Regions from separate parts of the Homo sapiens genome. Here region 2 is linked to region 1. Evidence: chromatin loops called from intact Hi-C (ENCODE). Cell type or tissue: endothelial cell of umbilical vein. All regions are shown on one strand. Links, peaks and the distances in the headings refer to the core of each region. The heading gives the core; the rest is flanking DNA.

Region 1 (11,432 bases), core at 1,650-9,649:
ATGGTTTTCTGGGTTTCAATAGAAAAATTGTTGCCCATTTCTCGTTTAGATAGGGATTCATTTAGGAGGGAAAAGAAGCAACATCTGAAAACTGCTGGTTAATAATCAGTCAACTACATCTACTTAGTTTACATTAGCAAAAAGAAAACAATGGGTTCTGGCAAGCTGATATCTGGAAAAATATCATTTTATTATGAACTAAATTGTAACTGGACACATAAAACAAAGACATTCTTCCAGTGAACAGATACAGTACATAAGAAGCATTTCCCAGATACTTGGTTTCAATATAGGTTAATGGGATTCTGCACCACAAATCTAGTCCCTTTCCCTAAAAGGAAAATGTTTATTGGCACCAAAAATTTACTATGTTCTACGTAAGGAGAAGTACCAAGGCAGATGAAATTGAAGCACATGTTTCTAGTTGATATAATGTAAACTTATTTTTAAAAGCATTGCAAAAAGGAAAAAAAAAGGTGGGGGAATACTAGAAATATTCAAGGTGGGTTAAGCATACCCTCAAAATCAAAGAGAAACCCTCAAATTAAGGAGTTAAAAAATTAAATACTTTGTAGCAGATACATGTAAGTATATGTAATTTTTCCAAAACCAACTCAGAGTAGCATAACTTCAGTTTATCAGTTCAAATTGTGAATTTATACACAGAACCTGTGTTATGAACTTGGTCAGACGGAAAGCTCACATATGTGCTTTATACCATCCCCTCTGACCTTAATATTTGGTTTTCCATCATTTTAGAATACTGCATTTGTTAGGGTTTTATATCTTGTTGGAGCAATTTTAGAAGGCGGAGAGGAGAGGAGTTGGTGGGTTTTGTGGTTAGACCAGTCTATAACATTGTCAAAATCATTGTTCTCTCTCATAGTGTGATTTGGTGCCAAATAGAGCAACCAAGATGTCAACAGTATTTCACAATGTTGAAGCTTCTCTTCATGAATCTCTGGATCCTGACAACTTGTTTACTATATCCTCAGAGAAGCTCAGGAATGCAGCTTAGGGTCCAAGTGGTCATTGGGTTCTTTTCTGGGAGATGGGACACCATGTTCCTCTGTGTAGATAGGGTGTATTAAGTTTTCTTTCACGTACAATCCCAGCTATACCACACAGACAGCGAAGACAGAACAGGAGAAGTTCAGATGCCAAACAGTTACAGGGATTCTGCAGGAAGCAATTAAACTACCACAAAAATGTCCTTGGGCCTCTCCCTTACAGAGCTATGCTGACCCCTGAGCTATTCTCCGCACAGCTTCCTAACAGTATTTCTAGCTGGCCCATCTTCTCATTAGATGACCATTACACTTCTTAGCTTCTCTCTCTCTCTCACTCCCTCTCTCTCTTTCTCTCTTTCTTCACTTCCAACTCTGTAACTGAATCTATTCTAATGTTAATGCTTTCAACACCTCATTTTTAAAATGAGAACGGCTTTTGCTTTTAGCTTCTTTCCATTAATTATTTTTTAAAAAAGAAATAAAAAGCCTTATGCAGAGAAAAAATTCATACCCATCTGAACAAATTTCACACTCAAATATTCATCAGAGAAAACCATAAGGAGCCCTTCCTTTAACAAATAACCTGCGTAATGAGATAGTTTGCAGGAGAACCCAGTAATTTTGTTCCTAAATTCATCATATTATACGTGCCCAAATACAAAATATCTTTGGAGAAGTATCCTACGTTCTGTGTATATACCCATATGGTTGTTTTAGCATAAATAAGAAGTTACTGGTTCTTTCTAGGTGCGTGAGAAATTATCAAGTGTTCCTAAGGCTTAGAAATCAAAGCAGAACCAAGGCCCAAAGCAGGGGTTGGACAGTGAGGGGAGAGAAGAAGTTTTGGTTTAGAGTAAGAAAGCCTGTCACAGGTACTCAGCTCTGCCACTGTAATACGAAAGTAGCCATAACCGAAAAAATGAGCATGACTAATCCTTACTCACTAAATCTATGGCCACTGAAATTTGAATTTCATACAATCTGCATTTGTACATTTGATTGTATCCAACTACCTAAAAATCTAAAAGCCATTCTTAACTCATGGGTGGTACAAAAACAGGAGGTGGTCTAGATTTGGCCTGTAGGTCACAGTTCACCAAACACTTGTATAGAGGAAACTACAGACCAAAAAGTAAGGCAAGCCCTCCCCTCCTATCTTATACAGGTATAGTGATTTCTGTCAGCAAGCTTTTTCTCGTATCTTGTGCCTGTAATCCTCATCACAATCTGGGAGATACATATTAGTTTCATATAAGGAATGAGGAAGCTGAGATTCAGAGAAGAATCAAATAATCTTTAATTCATTTAACAAATATTTGAATCCATTATAGGGGGGCTTGTGTTAAGGCCTCAGGATATGACAATGACTAAAGCACAGTTTCTAGTTTCTTACAGCCAACTGGGGCAAACCCGAACAGGACAGGAATTATTAATGCAACACAACATACAGGCTAAAGGGAAACATACAGGAAGCATTTAAGTCAGTTTGGGGGGATCAAAGAAAGCATTCTGGAGGGTGACATCCAGTTTGGATGAGAAAGAAACTGATAGGCGAAAAGAAGACAGGTAGGAAAAAGTCTGTTCCAGTTATAAGGAACAGCATGAGCAAAGATGTAGAGGTGAGAGAGAGCATAACACATACAGCAGCTTCACATTATTCAGTGAGTATGCATCCAAGCATACGGTGTGTATGGTGGGGGCAGGGAAAGAGTAAAGAAAATGCCACTCAAGAAAGGTGAGCAAGGACAACCATATGTCATGCTAAAGAGGGAGGCTTTATCCTAGACATCATGCGGAGCCAACGAACAGGTGGATGCAAAGGAGGGACATGGATCGGATTCACATTTCAGAAAGATCACTCTGGATAGAGAGTGGAGAACGGATTGGAGGGAAGCAAGTCCAACCTTCTCATGTCACAATTTAAAAAGTAACTCCCTTATAAATGACTTGCTCAGGCTCACTTAGCTGGTGAGTCACCAAACCAGTTCTGTGACCCCATATCTAGTTACTAATTATAACAACCTTTCTTATAACCATAAGCATTTACAGGGTACTCTATTACTACCGTTATTGCTATTGTTATGTACACAAGGTTACAAAAACTAAATAATAATAGAACTAGAACTAGACTCTATGTTCTAGGCCTAAACTCACATTCAACACCTTTTTTCACTTTAAGAGTAACTTTCAAGCTATGTCCCATAAAGTCTTGGGTGTCTGTGGAGATGCCTAAAGCAGAAACTGGCAAGACAGAGAGTCAGACTCTCCATCCTCACTTTTCTATCTTTTATATTTCTATGAAGCAAGAGCTCCACTACTTAAAAAAAAAAAATGAAAACCACTGTAAGCCATGATATCCACCATGCAATCACTAAGAATGAAATCAGGTCAGACACTGTGACTCACACGTGTAATCCTAGCATTGTGGGAGACTGAGGCAGGAGGATCGCTCAAGGCCAGGAGTTTTTTACTAGTCTGGGCAACATAGCAAGACCCCCATCTCTACAAAAAAAAAATTTTTTTTAATTAGCCAGGTGTGGTAGCTATAGTCCTAGCTACTCAGGAGGCTGAGGTGGATGCCATCACTTGAGCCCAGGAGGTCAAGGCGGTAATGAGCTATGATTGCACCACTCTACTCCAGCCTGGGTAACACAGCAAGATTCTGTCTCAAAAAAACAAAACAAAACCAAAAGAATGAATCAGTGACGAACAAAGGATAGGACCATATACCCAAGGCCCTCAATATCAGTGGTTCCCCATCTGCCGATTCAATCAACTGTTCATAGAAATATGTGTGGGGAGGAGAGGAAAATAAAAAATAACACAAATCAAAAACAATATACTACAACAACCATTTACATAGCATTTACATGGTATTAGGTATTATTAGTAATCTAGAGATGATTTTAAATATGTGGGAGGATGTACATAGGTTGTATGCAAATATTATGCCATTTTCTACCAGGGACTTAAGCATCCCAGGATTTTGGGATCTTCTGGAGCCTTGGAACAAATTCCCTGCATGACTGTACCTTGATCTTAAAAAATAGGGGTAGAAAATAGCTTATGAGAAGTGAAGCAATGGGTTTGAAATAAACTTAACAAGTCCTGTCTCCTTTTCTATTGACAGGCTTTCTGCCCTGCCCCCGACCCCAGGAAGCTCAGGAAAGCTTAGTGAGACAGCAGGAAATCTAAAACACAGAATCTGTCTTCAGCAAAACTGAATAGTTTTCAATCTTCACAACACCCACTTTCACCACCCTTCACCATGGAAGCTTGGCCACCTTCCTTACTGAAATGAAATAGACCTGACTGCATCAACTACATAATGTTTATTCCCTGAGTGTCTACAAGTGCTATTGTCCCAAATGTCGACTGTGGAATATCTCATCCCACTCTGGAATTTGCATCTGGAAAAGTTTAAACTCTGGGAGAGGCCAATTGTTAATCCACAGGTGGAATTTCATGTCCCTTTGTGTCTTTGACTTGTCAGTCTCCAATTTATTACTCACATGAAGATAATTTCATTCTCTGGACTCAGAGAGGCAGAAAACAAGGAGGGGATATGAATGTGTTGGTCAAAGTAAATAAGCAGATGATTTTTATGATAGGCTAAATTGAACTATCATAGCCTCATGATTTTGAAAAGCTCTTTCCAAAGCTGAATTTACCTGCGGAGAGGTGTTTAGAAACCCCCTTTTGGTTTATAGTTCAGTCATGCTCCTATCTCCCCCCTTCAACGTAACATTCTGGATCAACTGCCCCTGTGTAACCAATTCTCATACTTAAAGTATAAAACTAGGAAGGATTTTTTCCTCCATTCTGAAAATTAATCTTTCACCTTAGGAAAAGATTTATACTTCTGAGTCATAGAAAAGCCAACACCCTCCAGCACTTAGAAGCAACCTCAGAAAAAGAAAAAGGAATGAAAACAGTGAATCAATTTCCCTTTCCACACAGATCTGAGAGATGAGATAGTTCTCGTGTCTGCCAAGGGGCTTCCGGCTCCGACAAGTTGAGTCAGCATGCTGCAAATCGTTCTAGATGGTTTTTGGACCACATGTGACAGCTAGAAGAAACTAAACTGGGTCAGGCTAACTTTTGCAAGGTGCCTTAGGATTTTAAGAGCTAAAAGGAAACTATAACTCAGTTTTGTGGCTCTTGTGATCAATACGATGTGAGGGTAAATGGTAGCAATGTGACCAGGCATGCTGCCCTCTCTTGCCTTTTGTAAGTGTCGTTACTATTATAATAAGACTCATGGGTGTGGCATCCATGAGGAGGTGCTGCTCAGATCTCCCTTTAAGAGAGAATCTGCTCGACTGTAGTGATCATTTCAGTGTGTATATGCATATCAAAATATCATGTTGTACACCTTAAACATAAACAATAAATTTAAAACTATAAACAACTTTTAAAAAGATAATATTTAGTGAGAAGTGTAGTTATCTGCCACCCTACAGCTGTCACAGCTGTGGGATCCATTACAGCATCCATACCAGGGCCACGCTTCTCCAGAGCTGCTCCTAGCCAATGATTGAGCATGGGGAGAGGGGACAGAGGTAGGAGTCTGCTAGGGCTGGGCATGCCTGCCCTACTGGGAAACTGTTGCTTCGGATGTCCCTATCAGCCTAGCCAAGACTTTCTCAGAGCTGCCCTGCAGGCTGAAACTCTACCTGCCCGATTCTTCTTCCTTCCTGCTCTCCCTTTACAGATGTGAGACTTGCATCATGGTCTGAGACTTGTCCCACCTGTTCCTGCTCCCTCTCCCTTTATCCTTCACAGGCATCACCCCCTAGTCAACGTTTTGCATTCCTAATTCCATCTTGGTGTCTGTTTCCTGAAGGAAATGAGCAGAGGCAGGTGGAGAGGGGCAGGTCTTTCTTCTCTCACCCCATCTCTAACCTCTCCTCCTCATGTTGCCTTAACTTTCCAGCCAGCCCACGCCTTCCCCCTTAAGCAGCAGCTGTGGCCTTCAGCAGTGTTTACCCTTGGCAGTCATGTGGTCCTTTTGCCATTTACTTTCCCAACAGAAACACCAACCCTAAGCAGATTGGAAACAGCACATGTGTCTTTATAAACTGAAAGTAAATATGAAAAGCCAAAGAGGTGCTGAGATAGTAGGGCCAAGTCTGTTCCACCTGAAGATTTGAGGAGTGTGTGTGTGTGTGTGTGTGTTTGTTTGTGTGTGTGTGTGTGTGTGTGTGTGTGTGTGTGTTTATTATCACTTGGGGGAGGAGGTGGCAGATATCCCCAAATTAGAAATAATCTTCTCATGATTTTGAGAAAGAATGAATACAAATGTATCATTCTACCTTTTCAATACCATTGCCTACCCCAAAGTTACCAGATCACTTAGCAAATAGCAGAATGATTTCACCTGTTTTCTTCTTTTTCCCTCTCTACTTTCATAAATCAGTAAGATAGTCAAAAGTTGGCAGGGAAGAAAGTCAGGGAGAATAAATATGAATGAACTGAATAAGCCACAAACTATTCAATCAATGTTTAATCAAGCAATTGTACAATTTAGAATGGCCATTGTCCTGTTTTAATTTTTTCAACTAATCTATCCAAGTGATCGTGTCATTTTAATTGCAAAAATGAAAAAGACCTAGGAAATCAAGAAGACAGTGAGTAAAAAGGAACAGCTGGGTGTGACTGAGTTGCCTGCTTGGAAGCAAGCAGAAAGATGTAAAGTGTTTGAAAATTCCTTCCACCGTTGGATTCTAAGGTGAGGAAATTAATTTTTAAAATTAAAACACAGACCTAATTCCTTTCTACTGACACCTGCTTAGTGTATGGACTCTGTTCACTTTTGCTTGAAACATAAAAGATGGCTTATCTCAGTCAAATTCTGTCTACCCCATAGGGATTTCATTCTCAGCATGCCAGAAACATTTAATCCTTTCTCTTTCTCTCTCTTTCTCTCTCCCCTCACTCTCTCTTCTCTTTTTGCTTCTTTCTTCTCTCTCTCTCTCTCTTTCCTTCTCTTCTAAAATTTTCCCAAAGCCTACAAGGACACCCTATGTGCAGTACTTTGTTGAATTAGAGGTTACACCATCGGCACTAACAAATACTTTAAGATTTCTTACGCCTTCGACCTTATCACTCCCAACCCCTCACCAACAAAGGGGGGAAATTCATATTAAATTATCTGGGCTGAGTATCATGGCAAATGTGTACACCCTGCCTTCCCCGATTCCTTCCATCTGTGTATGGCCTAAACAGCTGACTGGGACAGTCTTTCATCTTTAATCTAATCAACTAACTTTCCCATGGGAAACAGCCAATGAAGCCCAAATCTGCGTACCAAACTCTTTTTAGCCCAGGCAGCTCACTACATCTGACATTCCAAAAAAAAAAAAAATCAGTAAAAGTGGCTGCTATGAGTCACAAAAGACAAACAGCATTCCTGAAAGAAATGAACAATCACTAGAAGAAACACATTAGTGCTTGCTTTGGGAACCCTATAGGTCTCTATAGATCTGAATGAATGGTATTTAGGCCTGAATTCTCTGCATCTCTAGGATATCTTCTATTTGCTGTTTAGTTTTCTGTAAATATAACTGTCTCCTCTCCATTTTTTAATTGTAACAAACTAGCATCCAAAATACTTCTAATATTTAGCATATTCCTTAATATTCTCTTTTCAATTATGGCTACCAACTTAATGAGTGGTTAACTATAATTTGCTGTATACCACTGGCTTTCCATTTGGCAGGCCAAGACCTGCATATTACATCACAAGCTAGTACAAACACACACACACACGTGCACGCACACACACCAAAGCAAAAGTACAGTGGCAGAAGAGACTAAGGAAAGGAGATATCAGAACTAAATGTAATGTGGGGCCCAGGATCAGATGTCCTGGAACAGAAAAGAACATTAGTCACAACTAAGGAACTCCCGATAAAGTATGAACTTTAGATAATCATAATGTGTCAATATGGGTTCATTAAAGTGAAAAATGGACCATAGTGGTGTAAGATGTTAACAACACGGTAAACTGGGAGTCGGGTATACAGAAACTCTCTCCACTATCTTTGTAACCTTTTTGTATATCTAAAAATCTTCTCTTTAAAAAGCTTCTTAGGACAACAGCAGAAAGGTAGTAGCTGACATCACGGGGACTGCATTTGACAATCAGGCTTTCTTCACAAGCTCCATTTCCCCGCAACTGTAAAATGCTGATGGTGATGAGTCCCTTTTCCAAGCTCGCAGATAGAGTAAAAAGCGTGTGATGATGAAGATCACGCACTTGGTGATGTGCACAGAGCAGCTGGCTAATGAAAGCATGGTGATTAAGCTGAGCCCTGCATCTCGCTGTTCTCTAACGGGGGTCCAGAGGGAGCCAATAAAGCTCTCTGTGAAATGTACTCAGAAATCTGAAATGTGTCCAAATCACCAGTTGCCAACTAACCTGCCCAAAATCTGACAGGAAATTCAAACCAGAACGTTTTCCTGTTTTAAGAGAGGTGCAGTTTTGCAGCTTCTTTTCTCTTTTTTCCCCCGTTAAGAACAACGATGAGTGGGTAATAAAACATTTGAATCAGATGGAAGGAATAAAACTCGGGATAAAATGGCACAAAACCAAACAAATCCCTGGAGCTGAAGAAAATCCTGGCTGTGATAGGAATTCAGGGCTTTCCAATATGTATCTGAATGAAGCAGACCTCAAAGCCAAATGTATGGGTGTGAAACGTTATAAAATGAACGTGTAGGGATGTAAGTGTTCTTGAATGTAAGCTGATTAATTTTCCAAAACTCCGCCGAGCACAGTGTTTCAGGTCAACTGAAGCTTCAGTTGGTGCTGACTCAGGGCTCAAACGAAGAATAATACAGATGTGATGAAAAAGCTCCCTTTTCTGTAATAGGTTTGCTCCTCCCTGAGGTCCATGACGCTCTCTCTTTGGATTTTGTGAAAATATCCTGTCTAGCTCCCGGCTTTAGTGGAAGATGGTTCTGATCCTTGAGGGTACTTTCGCCTGAGCCAAGGGAGCATGCTATCTGAATCCGACGCTTCTCAAACCTTTTTTTCAGAAGAGGAATTCTTACATGAAAGAATCTTACCTGGGCCCTCCAATATAGAATCAATTAAAATCAGAGCTGCTCCAGATGATGACGAAGAGAACAGTCATTTCATTTTATTGAATATATATATATATATATAGACTCATTTTAAGTTCATAAAGGTTCATCACTTATAGAAACATGCTCAAAAATTGCCCCAATATTTAGTATTCAGTTGACTGGTACAAAGAAATTTTTTCATTATAAATTATACTAATATAATTTTACTTTGTATTTGTATAATTGGTGGACATAATTCCTTGTCCCAGGGAACCCTCAGGGACCAAAGTGTTTTGAAACAGAGTTAAAGATGAGAGGAGGGAAAGCTCTAAGGTGAATACTAGACACGGCAGAAGTTGCCCAGATGCCCATTCATCCCCTTTCTTCCTTCCAGGAACAGAGGAATACCATATATTCCCATTGCCCTTGTGGACAATATTAGAGGGATGCGATTGCATTCTGGCCAATGGTATGTGGGTAGAAATAACATGTCTCTCTTCCAGGCCTGGTCTCTAAAGTGTCTCGTGCAATCCTCCCCACCCCCTCATCCTCTCTCTCCCTTATCTGTATGCTGGAAAAGATGGATTACCAGTTGACAGAATTAGAGTTACAAGGTGGAAGGAGAACAGATCCCCGAGTTTCTATTTAAATGACAGTGACCCAGGAAATTCATGTTACCAGCATCACGCTATGACGTGAGCAACAAATAAAAATTTCCTGGGTTGAGCCACTGAGATTTGAAGATCTGTTACCACAGCAAGACTCAGTCTGTTCTGATTAACGCAGAAAACATGAACTTCTAAAATGTATTTAATCTCATTTAAAGATTTTAAAATTTTGTTTAGAGGACCAGTATCAGCCTGAGTCACACCAATACCATAGATTCCTTTTTAAATTTATTACTAGAAAAAAGGCTGTCCTTCCTGAAGAACTGGCATGCTTTATACAAGTAGATAAGAATTTTGTCACCTCTTATGCCACCATTTTTGCCCTGGATACCAGAAATCCCGGGACAAAAATAAATGTTTAATTACAATAAATGGTTTTGCCCTCTTGGCTAACATATGTGTTACTGATTCATTTGCATGGGTTTGAGTTTTTCAGTCTTTGTTAACAGTTTGTTTTTCACTGTTTGAACCACTTGATCCATTTTGAAAAGGTGTAGGGTAAATGAGTAAGTCTTTCAAGAGAAATGACACTAGCAAACCAAATGAAACAAATGTCAGGAATTTTCTTCAAGGTAACATTTCACTTGCATGATGTTAAAGGTTTTCCATCGATGTGACTATTTAAGTGGATGTCACAGCACAATTAAATGGACATGGTCGTGGAGGAATTCAGGCTTGATCTCTGATTGTGCTTCAGCTGATGGCAGGACACTTGACCAGTATTACAACCACTTTCTTACATGGTCCAAATGTTTGAAGAGCATGAGCAATGAACAAATTTCTATTTTATAAAAATTAGAATCAGATATTTAAAAATAGACTTTAGTTTAAATATTTTTTCTATAAAATCCTAAAGAATCCTCTATAATCATAAATGTGATGCTGAGACCAACAAGATTTCTCTTTGCAGCCATCACTGTTATCATTTAATATTTTGTAAGTTTCCACTGGAATATTAGTAAGTATTCTTCCTTTCTGGTGACCAAATGAATAAAAGCTGTTTTATAGCAGGCATTTCTTCCACTTGCTGAAGAGTGACTTCCACTAAAACCTCAACATCACAGGCATAAGAAAGGCAAAGGACAACGTGTGAAAACTTGGTTCACCTGCCTAGTGTGAACTAACTTCACATTATGAAAACAGTCACAAATCTACAAACCAAATGGGAACACATTCCCTTCCTCCCTCCTGTCATGCCAAGGCTGAGTTTTGTTTTCAAATATCAACCAGGCAGATGAAGAGGGAAAGTAAACAAAGGTATTTTAACACTTCCAAATCACAGTTTTCTTTTCTGTAAAATTGAGGTAATAAAATACAACATCAGTTGCACACGTGAAATTAGTTAAGAATCACAGACTTTTGGAAGGACTTGGAATGGCTTTTAGCAACTATGTGGCTAGTCCATTTTCACACTGCTGATAAAGACCTACCGGAGACTGGGAAATTCACACACAAAAAAGAGGTTTATTGGACTTACAGTTCCACATGGCTGGGGAGGCCTCACAATCATGGTGGAAGGCAAGGAGGAGCAAGTCACATCTTATGTGGATGGCAGCAGACAAAGAGAGAGAGAGCTTGTGCAGGGAAACTCCCATTTTTTTTTAAACCATCAGATCTTGTGAAACTTATTCACTATCATGAGGACAGCACAGGAAAGACCCACGCCCATGATTCAGTTCTC
Region 2 (11,432 bases), core at 2,274-10,273, 130 kb after region 1:
AACAGACGTAATACTACATGATTTCCAAGGCTGTTAGGAAAGTTGATGCCTCCCCCTAGTTCACTGGTGCACTAGCGCTGAAGCCCTGATTTATCATTTAACAGTCTACCTCCCCGAAGCCACCACGTTGTGAGGAAGCCCAAATTATCCCAAATGGAAAGATCACATGGAGATACCCTGAGACTACATGGAGAGAGAGAGAGAGATGCCAAGCCAGACCCAAGCTCCTATAGGTTCCTGCAGGAGACACACCCTTCCAGAACCACTCATCACAGCCCTTTACAACTTTCTAACCTACAAAAACTATGCAGTGATTTGATATGTAGTAAAAATAAATGGAACAACATCCCCAGCAACATCCTCAATAATACCATGCTTTATGCAGTGCTCAAAATTAATGGAAGGAGGAGGTGAAGGAGGAGGAGTAGAACCACTCCACTCCTTTGGGCATACCGCTTCTACACAGAAATCGACACACCTTCCTTTACTTCAAAGACTGACTAAATACATGCATTAAGTGACTCTCTGTTATCCTAGAAGAGTGGCATTAAATTATCCCCAGTGAGACAGCTTGGCCTTTTCATGGGGTGGGGAGGAGGTGGTGACAGATAAACTGTTAAACCCACAAGCATGATACACTCCTCTTTTTCTGTATCCTGGACTCACTCTGAGGCTTCTGGAAAAGGAATTTTACCAAAAGTGTATGGGCAAACCTAAGCTGAAGGACACTTCAGAAACACAGGCTTGTTTCTTTCTCAGTGAAGATTCATGATATACACTATGTAAGACATGGCACCAGACCAGAACTGGCCCAAACAAGGCTTTGAAAAATAATTCCTACTCAAAACACATCAATCTTGATGCATCAGCATTTTGACAAGACAAGATGAACTTCAGGGAGGCCTACCGACTGGCAGGCATAAGTCCCACCATGGCAGATAGTGGGCAAACTGCCTTTAACTCTGATCAAAATCCACCCATCCATGTCTGCTAGGCAGCAAGCATGAAATGACGAAATAAGTTGAAGCAAAGCAAAAATAGGGCCACAAAGAAGCATACACACTCACACACACACACACACACACACACACACACACACAGACACACACACACAGACCTTTCTCACTCACTAGTCAGGGAAAGAGTGCAAACAGAAACTAAGTATGTGCATGTGTTTAGTTTAAAGTGGGAGTTTATTTTCCAGTTTCCATGGGAAATAATTGAGCTAATATTATCTTCCCAAAGTAAATACCTTTATGCAAAACTCCCTCAAACTGATCCCAGGCCAAGATTCCTGCTGCAACCTCCTTTTGCCCTCTCACCTCCAAATTCTCACACTGTGGTCTAAAGCACAGAGGATTACTAACAGAGAGGCATGGCCTTGCTTCTTCCCCCAGCTCTTCTGAAAGTTGAATTGCAGAGTCTTTTGTATCCCTCTTGCCAGATCCTACTGCTTGAGATGGGAGATAAAATCTAATGGGAAACCAGAAATGTGAGGACCCCTGGAATCTGACTTTTTCAGTTCCTCTTGGCCATGGACACTTTATCCAGATCCTTACTGGGTCTTTTCTGGAATTATGTTAAGCCAAGAGGTCTGGAGTTTGTTTTTGCTTGTATTTCTGTGGAGCCCTGTGAGTTTTTGTGTCGCCGTGTTTTTAACAGTATTTGCCTATATATTGTCTGTTAGGTTCTGTTTGCTTGCCTCAGTAAAGGGCCATTATTAATATCCTACTCATCAACCACTCTCTCCTTCATCAACACCACCAATGACCTTTTACTATCATCTGCCTAATCTGAAAAGAACCAGATACTTCAAATGTCAATGTAATGATCACTATGTATTTTTTATCAACAAAGTCTACATTTTCTAGGCACTATCCTTTTGGGAGATGCAGTAAGCTCCTGACATTTTGAGGGGACAGGTCCAGAGACCTTCTCCAACCCCCAAATCTCAGACACAGGAATGTTTATACAGGCCTCTGGCTCTGAGACAAGAGGCCTGAATTTCCTTTGTATGTCATCACTCTAACCACATGCTGACCCAGATAAATGCATATAAATGGAGAAAACATGAGCAACTATAGACTCATACACATTTATTAAATTACTGAAGATAAGTATGAAGGGAGACCTTGAGAGGAATCTGAGATTTCTGCTCTTAACAGGAATTAAGCTCATGCATATTAAAGATCAGTTGTTGAAATCATTAGGCTAATTACAGAACCATTACTAAGAATTTTTATCATTACAAAGTGCATATTCTGTTTTTGCTCAGTGTAGTCACTGGAGATGAATTCTAGACTTACTACAAATCTGGAAGCCCTTATGTGTCATTAGAACATAAATGTCATAACACCATACATATCACCCAATGGATACACTTGCAAAGACTGAAAGTCGAATTGCAGTTGAAAGTATTTCAGAAAGTATTCAGAAGGTGATAAGGAAAAATTGTACTCAACCAAAATGTCCAACAAAGGCAAAGCAATAAGAAAAGACTTGTTCTTCTATTTCCTGAACTATAATGCAAATACTGAAATTATTAGCATGTAATCATTGCATTGTAGATGCCACTGACCCAAGGGCCCTGGGTTTGTTAGGGGCCATTACCCCATTCACTTGGCTCGAACCCTCATCCAGGAAATCATCCTGCTGGATAACTAGGCACACCCTGCTTGCAGGCACTGATTCTATGTGTTCATCTATTCAGCAAGTGTCCAGCATGTTGGTACTGGAATGCTAATCTCATGACCGAGCTTAGTCAAGAAATAGCCTTCTTAATATGATAGCCACCATCTACAATGATTTACTGACAATTTTTGGCTTAAAATCCCACCTCTACCACTGGTTGTGTAACTTTGGGAAAGACAATTAACCTGACTACTGTTTAGTTTCCTTATTTGCAAATAGAGATAACACCTCTCTTAAAAGTTATTATGAGGATAAAATAGCACTTTGGGAGGCTGAGGCAGGAAGATCACTTGAGCCCAGGAATTTGAGACCAGCCTGGGCAACATAGTGAGACCTCATCTCTACAAAAATAAAAATAAATCAGCTGGGCGTGGTGGCGCTTGCCTGTGGTTCCAGCTACTCAGGAGGCTGAGGTGGGAGGATTGCTTGAGACCAGGAGGTCAGGACTGCAGTGAGCTGTGAACATGTCACTGCACTCCAGCCTGGGCAACAGAGCAAGACTCTGTCTTTAAAAAATAATAATAAGATATGTAAAGTGTATGGCACAGAGGTAAGTCTCTATTGACAGGTATTATTGTTTGTCTTGTCACTTGAACGTAAAGCCGTTGTGTCTGCCTGTCATTCAACTATTCACAAGCATACAAGATTAAAGGCAATTTGCAAGCATAAGAAACACACTGTTTCTCTTCCTTAGATATTTATAATTCATGGTGGAGATTATAAGATCTCCTTTTCCAATGCAAAATTTCAACTAAGACCTTCTATGTGCTTCACATCTCCTTAAACCAGGGTCCTGAGATGTGCCACGTGTCATGTCATTACACATGGAGAAAGGAATATTTTTCAAAAACCAATTACATACTAGCCACTGTTTAAGGCATATATATACTCTTTCACATTGCTATACCCATTTTGAAAATGAAGAAACAGAGGCTTAAAATGCTTAAGTAACTTGCCCTGGATCCCAACAAAGTAAATGACAGAACAGGATTCGTATTTGGGCCAGTTCAACTCCAAAGACCATGCGTTTTTTGTTATGTTCAGCTGCCAAGTGTAGTTTCTTACCACAATGTCATGAACTATTGTTACAAGAAAATGAGACCGCTGTTTACTATCTGTTGTGGCCAGGTTTTAAATCGAGCCTGAGGATATAAAACTTATGACCTCTAAGTCTCAAATAAAAACCCACTTGAATTAAAACAAAACAAGGGAAAATGCCTTAGTAATAATATTTGAAAAATCTTCAGAATGTGAGATATCAATTGGCTTTGTTTAGTGGAATGTCCCTGCACAGAGATGGATGGACTTCGTGGGTGTCAGAGCCGTCAGTGGAATTCGTGGGTCTAGCGCGATATGTTCTCTCTTCCTGGTCATCAAGCCATAGTTCAAATTTGCCATGATTATCCCTTGCTATGGCTTGTAAACTTACATCCCAGCAAGATTACAAATTCTGACTAGGCTTAATTTTAAATGGAAGAAGAAATTAGTTTCATTCTTTCAGTATATGAGTCATGTAGGCGAAGAAAACTGTCCCTGGCAGTGTCTTTTCCAGTTCCACAATGCTCTGACAATGCACACTTCTCCAAAGAATCGCTACCCAAGGCTGAGCCCCAGAGGGTGCCACGTGTCAAGGGCTACGTCTTAACCCATCCCCTGGTGCAGCACTTGGCATGGAGGAGCTGTTCAATAAATATTGTTCAATGAACAAATGAATGAAATCCTGTCTGCCTTAAAAAGCAAGAAAACAATATCATTCCTTCCTGATTTCCTTATAGCAAGTCTGGCCTTTGTTTCTACCTAAACCTTCTGCCTACTAACAGACCCCTCCCAGCTCACAGGCCAAATGCAGTCTCAGGCTTTCATCTCTAAGGTCATGATACCTTCTATCCCACAGGTCTTGAGAGAATCAAATTGGATGAGGCTGTAGAAGCCTGGGAATCACAGCATATGCCCCACCCCCTTGAAAACGGGGCAGACGGAATGTGTCCAATTTTCATCCTTGGCAACATGTTGAGATCGCTTGAGGAGCTTTCAAAAACTAGAGACCCTAAGTCCCACTCCAGTTAAATCAGAATCTCTGGGGATAAGGTGAGCATTAATAGTATTTAAATGTCCCCCTAGTAATTTGAATGTGCAGCAAAGATTGAAGATCACAAGGCTGGAGGAAGCCAGGAAGTGGGCACATCAGCCCCACACAGGCAGGAAGAAGCATTTGCTGTGCTCCTTGATTGGGAGGGTAAGAAGACAGGAAGCCCAACATGTAACGGCAGCTGCTGCTGTTGGGCAAAATGCCCTTCCCAGCCCTGTAAGTCCTGGCTGCTGCCTTGGCTACCTCTACCACCTCCTTCCTACTTCTCTAAATGGTCCTGGAGCAGGCTGCAGTCTCATCCTGGATAGGGCAATGGGGACCTGCCCCAGGCACCCAATTCTTTTTAAACAGAACTAGCTTCCAGGTCATGATCTCCTTACAACTGAAGATTCCAAGTGACAAGACCTAAATGGGTACAGATGGACTGTGCATAAGCCCAAGGAGAGCACTGTAGAAAGGACTGCATGTCAGCAAGTCCTAAAGATAAGCTGGGAAAGGAAGAGTAGCCAGAGACCCAAAATGTCAGACCTGTTTATGTCTTCAATGTTAAGAGGGAGTCACAGATTCATCACATTGGGAGAAAATGCCTCATAGATCTAATATGGTGAAGGAAATACACAAGCACACACACACACACACACACACACACACACACACACAGACACACCCGATTTATTGGCTGAAGCCCCAAGTACATAGCCCAACTCTTATGCGTTGAGTGTCTGTGTTCGCCAAAAATTCCTATTTTGAAGCCCTAACCTCTCAGCACGGCTCTATTTGGACATGGGGCCTCCCTGGAAGTAAAGTTAAATAAGATCAAAAAGATGGGGCTCTGGTCACATAGGATTAATGTCCCTATAAGAAGAGATACTAGAGAGCTTGCTCACTGTCTCTCCTTCTCCACCATGTGAGGACACAAACAGAAGGTAGCCATCTGCAAGCCAGGAAGAGAACCCTTACCTGGAACCAGCTCCATATGACCTTGATCTGGGACTTTTGGCCTCCAGAACTGTAAAAAAATACATTTTTATTGTTTAAGTAACCCAGTCTGTCTTATTTTATCACAACAGTTCAAGCAGACTATGACACCAACCTTAGACAAATCACAACATCTTTGAGCCTGAGTTTCTTCATCAATAAGAGAAAGATAAATCCTACCTGTTCATAAACATCAAATGAGATCACGTATGTTTAAGGGTTTTGCAAACAATAGAGTATTAAGTAGGCATTAAATCATTCATTAATCTCTACCTCTGTGCTCTCATACTTTAATCCCTCTGCTAGCTGAGCATTTACCACATTGTATTAGATTGAATTGTTTATATGTCTCTTCTGTCAGGTTTTAAATCCTTATGGCCAGGCGCCAAGTCTCTTTCATCTTTGTAGCCCCATGTCAAAACACACAGTCACTGCTCAAGAAAGGCTTATTGAACAATCCCAAGGTAGCACTGGATATGCTTTCTCTGTGTCCCATAACATCCTCCCATATACTTTGATCACTTAGCATCAGGTATTAGAGTTATTAGCTTTTGTGTTTTTCCTACTGTCCTGTAAGCTCCCAAATGGTAGAGACTGCTTGTTATCATTACTATATCCCTAGCAACTAGTACAGAGCTTGGTACCTGGTAGGAACTTAATGAATGTTGATGAAAAGAAGGGAAATGATTCCTTTCCTGAGGAATTTGCATTGTTGAATTTCATTGTTCAAAGCTGTCCTGTATTTGATTCATCATTTCCAACGGAACAAACTGAAGCTCTCCATTTTACCAAGTCTTTTTTCAAATGGCTCCTAAAAGGTCCTAGCTCTTTTATCCTATTATAGCTGGCAAAGTATCTGAATGCATCATTTTATTGTGCAAGTCAATATCATCCCCCAGAGAACCAAGACTGGTCATTTACGCCAACAGTAGTTGCTATGCAACCACTCTCCAAGCCTTGGTTGAAAGATCCAGAGCCGAGGCAGTGATTTTTCCCACCTGGAAAGGACTAGAATTTCTAAGGGAAAAAACACACCATTATGCAGAGTCACTTAATCTTTTTACAAAAGAAAATTTGACCACATCAAAAAAGCATATTTTCTAGATTTCCTAGACTATGCATATATAGCCTTTATATAAATAGACATGTATATTTAGCCACTGGAACCCAAACGCACATATACTACATATACACTAATATAATTTATAAATATTTGTATATTTATAAATATGTAGATATGTTTATTAAAGAGTAAACACTCTTTTTATTCCAAAGATGTTCCACGAGAATTAACCATTTTATTTCTTTTAACAGAAGTAAACTTGTAAAATGAATTTCTATTTTCTCATGGCAAAAACTTTTTTTTCGGAAAATAAGGGGAAATTTAAAGAAGAAAATAGAGAAGCCTGTGTCAAATAGCTTAGATCAAACCACTGTTAGCATTTGCTATGTAGCCTTCCAGATGTTTATATATAAGAATATTTACATATTTAAAGTACAAAAATGGGAACATATTATATCCAAAGTTTGGATACCTCCTTTCTTTAAAACTTAGCATGCCATGAATGAGAACACATGGCCACAGGAAGGGGAACATCACACTCTGGGGACTGTTGTGGGGTGCGGGGAAGGGGGAGGGATAGCACTGGGAGATATACCTAATGCTAAATGACGAATTAATGGGTGCAGCACACCAGCATGGCACATGTATACATATGTAACTAACCAACACATTGTGCACATGTACCCTAAAACTTAAAGTATAATAATAAAAAAAAACCTTAGCATGCCATGGATGTCTTTCCAAGTCAACATATAGTCATATCATCTTAAAGGCTGCATTGCATGCCATTGCTTAAATATATCATAATGTATTTAATTATTTTCCTGTTGTGTCCATTTTTTCACCATTATAAATAATAAGCATCTTCATGTACACTTCTTTGAAAACTCATCTGATAGTTTCAGTAAGATTAATTCATGCATCACGTCAAAGATTATGCACTTATTTGAAGCCTTTTAGAACACTGACAAGTAAATAATCTAATATTAAGCATTTGTTCCAAAAAGCTAGATTTTCGGTCAATACAGATTTAGTCAAATTTTGACATAATTTAAAATTTTTTAAAAAAAGAATTTAGGCCGGGTGCGGTGGCTCAAGCCTGTAATCACAGCCCTTTGGGAGGCCAAGGTGGGCGGATCACCTGAGGTTAGGAGTTCGAGACCAGCCTGGCCAACATGGCAAAACCCCGTCTTTACTAAAAAAAAAAAAAAAAAAAAGATACAAAAATTAGCAGGGCGTGGTGGTGCGCATCTGTAGTCCCAGCTACACGGGAGGATGAGGCAGAAGAATCGCTTGAACCCAGGAGGTGGAGGTTGCAGTGAACTGGGATTGCACCATTGCACTCCAGACTGGGTAACAACAGTGAGACTCCATCACAAAAAAAAAAAAAAAAACAGAATCCAAGGTTTGTGAGGACACATTATAACAGAATAATTTGAAGTTTCTCCTCTTGTTTTGCCGTATAATCATTCATTCTATACCCTGCTACCGTTTGCCACACAAACCAAGTTGTCTTTCTTGGCTCCCTGTACTTCCTGCCTTCACTTCTCATAGCTCCTCCCCCTTAGCCTTTCCTGTTATCAGCAACATTTTAAAATTGACTACTGATGACTCCACCCAGGCTCACAGCTAAGCCTGAGGAATAGCTTCAGAATTTCCATGTGGGATCTGGGGTGGGTTCATGATTTATACCCATATGAAAGCTGGATGTCCCCAAAACATTCAATTGGAAGTATATTGACAGCTGCCTTTCAAAAGATGTGTTAATTTCTGTTAAAATTTACTTATTCATTATGGAAAGCAGTTAAGATCAGTTTCCACCACTTGCAACCTCGTCTGGTTCTTCAAAGTCAACATACACTCTTTTGCCATGGTAATCGTCCTAAATATGCAACTTTGATCTTTTTTTTTTTTCTTTTTGGAGACAGGGTCTTGCTGTATTGCCCAGGTTGGAGTGCAGTGGTGTGTTCATGGCTCCCTGCAGCCTCAAACTCCTGGGCACAATCAACTCTCTCTCACTTCAACCTCCTGAGTACTTGGGACTACAGGTGCGCCACCATACCCGGCTAAATTTTTTTGTATTTTGTAGAGATGGGCTGGATTTCAGATCCTATTCAAAACACTAAGCCTTCCAACACATATAAAACCCAAGCTCCTAGGAATGACATTCAAGGTCCCTCCAATCTCACCCCAAACCAATCGCATTCCTATACCAGGCTATCTGCCATTCCGTGAATACATATTTCTACTTCATACATTTGCCCATACTGCTCCTATTTCCCTGCCTTTTCCACTTTCCAGCACATTTTTAACTTGCCCCAAAAGCCATCCATTCTTCAAAATTTCTTTCTTATGTCCCTTCCTTTTAGAAACCTTCTCCAATTCCTGCAAAGTAGAATCTCTTCAAGGAACCAGAATTGAGAAATACCCAGAGTATCCAGGACCAGGTGGCAGAGGTCTGGGTCCACATTAGCTAATAGCATCTGAAAGTTCACTGCTTTGGAAATGATAAGCAGTAGTCTACTGCATTAAAGTCATTCTCAGTCAGACATGGTGGTGTGCGCCTGTAGTCCCAGTCACTTGTGAGGCCAAGGCGGGAGGGTAGCTTGAGCCTAGGAGTTGGAGACCAGCCTGGGCAACATAACAAGACCTCATCGCTTTGAAAAAAAAAAAAAAAAAAAAAAAGTCAAACAACAGAAACTAATAATGTCAAATGAAATGAAATTAAGCAAGAGAGAGGATATTAAGACTACAGGAGTATTTCTCAACCCCTTCTATCTCCTGATAACCACCAACAGTGCCTGACCAAAAAAGTAGGGGCAAAGTGTTAACCCCCCAGGTGGTGCCAGAACCCTCACTTCCATGCACTTCCCAGATCCCCTCCCTATTCCTTCACTCCCTCTCAATCCTGAGAAGCTGAATATACAAAGGGACAATGGCTAGAATATATACATAAATAAAACCGTAGGCCGGCGCAGTGGCTCACGCCTGTAATCCCAGCACTTTGGAAGGCCGAGGCAGGTGGATCACGAGGTCAGGAGTTCAAGATCAGCCTGGCCAAGATGGTAAAACCCCACGTCTACTAAAAATACAAAAATTAGCCGGGCAAGGTGACAGGAGCTTGTAATCCCAGCTACTCGGGAGGCTGAGACAGAAGAATCCCTTCAACCAGGGTGGCAGAGGTTGCAGTGAGCCGAGATCGAGCCACTGCACTCCAGCCTGGGCAACAGAGTGGGACTGTGTCTCAAAAAGCAACCACAACAACAACAACAAAACTGTAACCCATAACCTGCAGCAACCAGTGCAGGAAGCCAACCTACTCTTTGTAGTAACCAGTCCAGAAAGCCAGACAATAATCCCTATAGCAATTGATCCAAAAGGGCCAGGACTCGACACTTGATACTCACTGCTTCCCTCATTTTTGTTCCCACTTCCAATTTAGGACCAGCTGGAGAAAACCAAATAAGCACCCTTAACTAATCACATGGGATGCCCACTTCAGTTAGCCCACCTGTAACTTCCCCATGCTAATAGCCTCATCAAGGTGTACTTAAGGTCTTCGCCTTGTTCTACCATGAAACTTTCCTGCTCCTCTGCCTGCCTTGGAGTCTCTGCCAAATATGAGTGATGGTGACTGACTCCCTCATGAGAGCGAGTTATGTGTAAGTAGCCTTTGCTTGTTCTAATTTGAGGGGTCTTCATTTATTTTCACAATCCTAACCTAAGCCCTGGAGCTGAAAGGTGACTCAAAAAAAGTGTTCTAATAAACACATTTAATGATTTTGATTCAACTTGCAGTAAGTGGATCATTGTGACCAAAACTCAGTCCTTTTTCATTTGAAATGTTAAAGCACAGGAAGTTAGTGTAGCAACCCAGAGAGTCCTAGATTAGAAAAGCCTGGGCCCCCTAACTGGAAAGGCAAGTCCCCTCTGGCTCTGCCATTAACTTGCTTTATAATTTCAGGCATAAGATCTTAACGTCTCTATGTTTTACTGTCTTATATATATATAATGGAGATAAATCCTATGTTTGCTCACAGGCTTGGTATAAGAATAAGATAGAACTAGGCACCATGGCTCACATGTATGACCTCAACACTGTGGGAGGTCAAGGCAGGAGGATTACTTGAGCTGAAGAGTTTGAGACTAGCCTGGACAACATAGCAAGACCCTCAACTCTACAAAAAGTAAATAGCCAAGCACAGTGGCATGCACCTGTAGACCCAACTACTAAGGAGGATTGCCTGAGCTTAGGAGTTCGAGGCGGCAGAGAGCTATGATCATGTCGCAGCCCTCTAGCCTGGTCAAGAGTGAGACCTTGTCAAAAAAAAAAAAAAAAAAAGCGAGAGTAAGAGTACAATATTCAACTATGCTTTAAAATGGTTCCTAATTGTGAAAACATAAGATGTTATCTCAGAAACATGCAGCCTTTCTTCCAACACCCCTTGGTGCCTCAGACATGGAAGAGATCAAATAGGGATAAAGGAGGCAAAAAAAGATTGGCTCCAGGTACATTAGCCGGATGCAGTGAGCAAGCACGAGCTGCCCAGCCACTGGAGCTAGTTCCTGGTCATGTTATTCTATGCTTTCAAACTCCCACACACACTCCAT

The links. Hi-C counts contacts between places; a loop is a spot of excess contacts. Peaks named below come from ENCODE experiments on the same cell type or tissue, not always from the same donor. Only the 100,000 strongest peaks of a DNase experiment are listed, where the experiment ranks them.
Region 2: a loop joins it to region 1, with 7 times the contacts of the local background. A loop is called at or near these places in 3 of 110 quality-filtered maps.

Annotation. Positions count from the first base shown.
Region 1 is chr2:37,579,972-37,591,403 of GRCh38, reverse strand. The region is part of intron 1 of LINC03063 (long intergenic non-protein coding RNA 3063); the gene reads right to left. Among named protein-coding and RNA genes, the nearest start is that of LINC03063, 23 kb to the right of the region's middle. In endothelial cell of umbilical vein, for the core only: no CTCF peak of the experiment used is centred there; DNase peaks (open chromatin) are centred at 4,963, 5,983 and 7,323; H3K27ac peaks cover 3,989 bases.
Region 2 is chr2:37,450,182-37,461,613 of GRCh38, reverse strand. No RefSeq gene overlaps it. Among named protein-coding and RNA genes, the nearest start is that of LINC03063, 110 kb to the left of the region's middle. In endothelial cell of umbilical vein, for the core only: no CTCF peak of the experiment used is centred there; DNase peaks (open chromatin) are centred at 3,813 and 6,353; H3K27ac peaks cover 4,250 bases.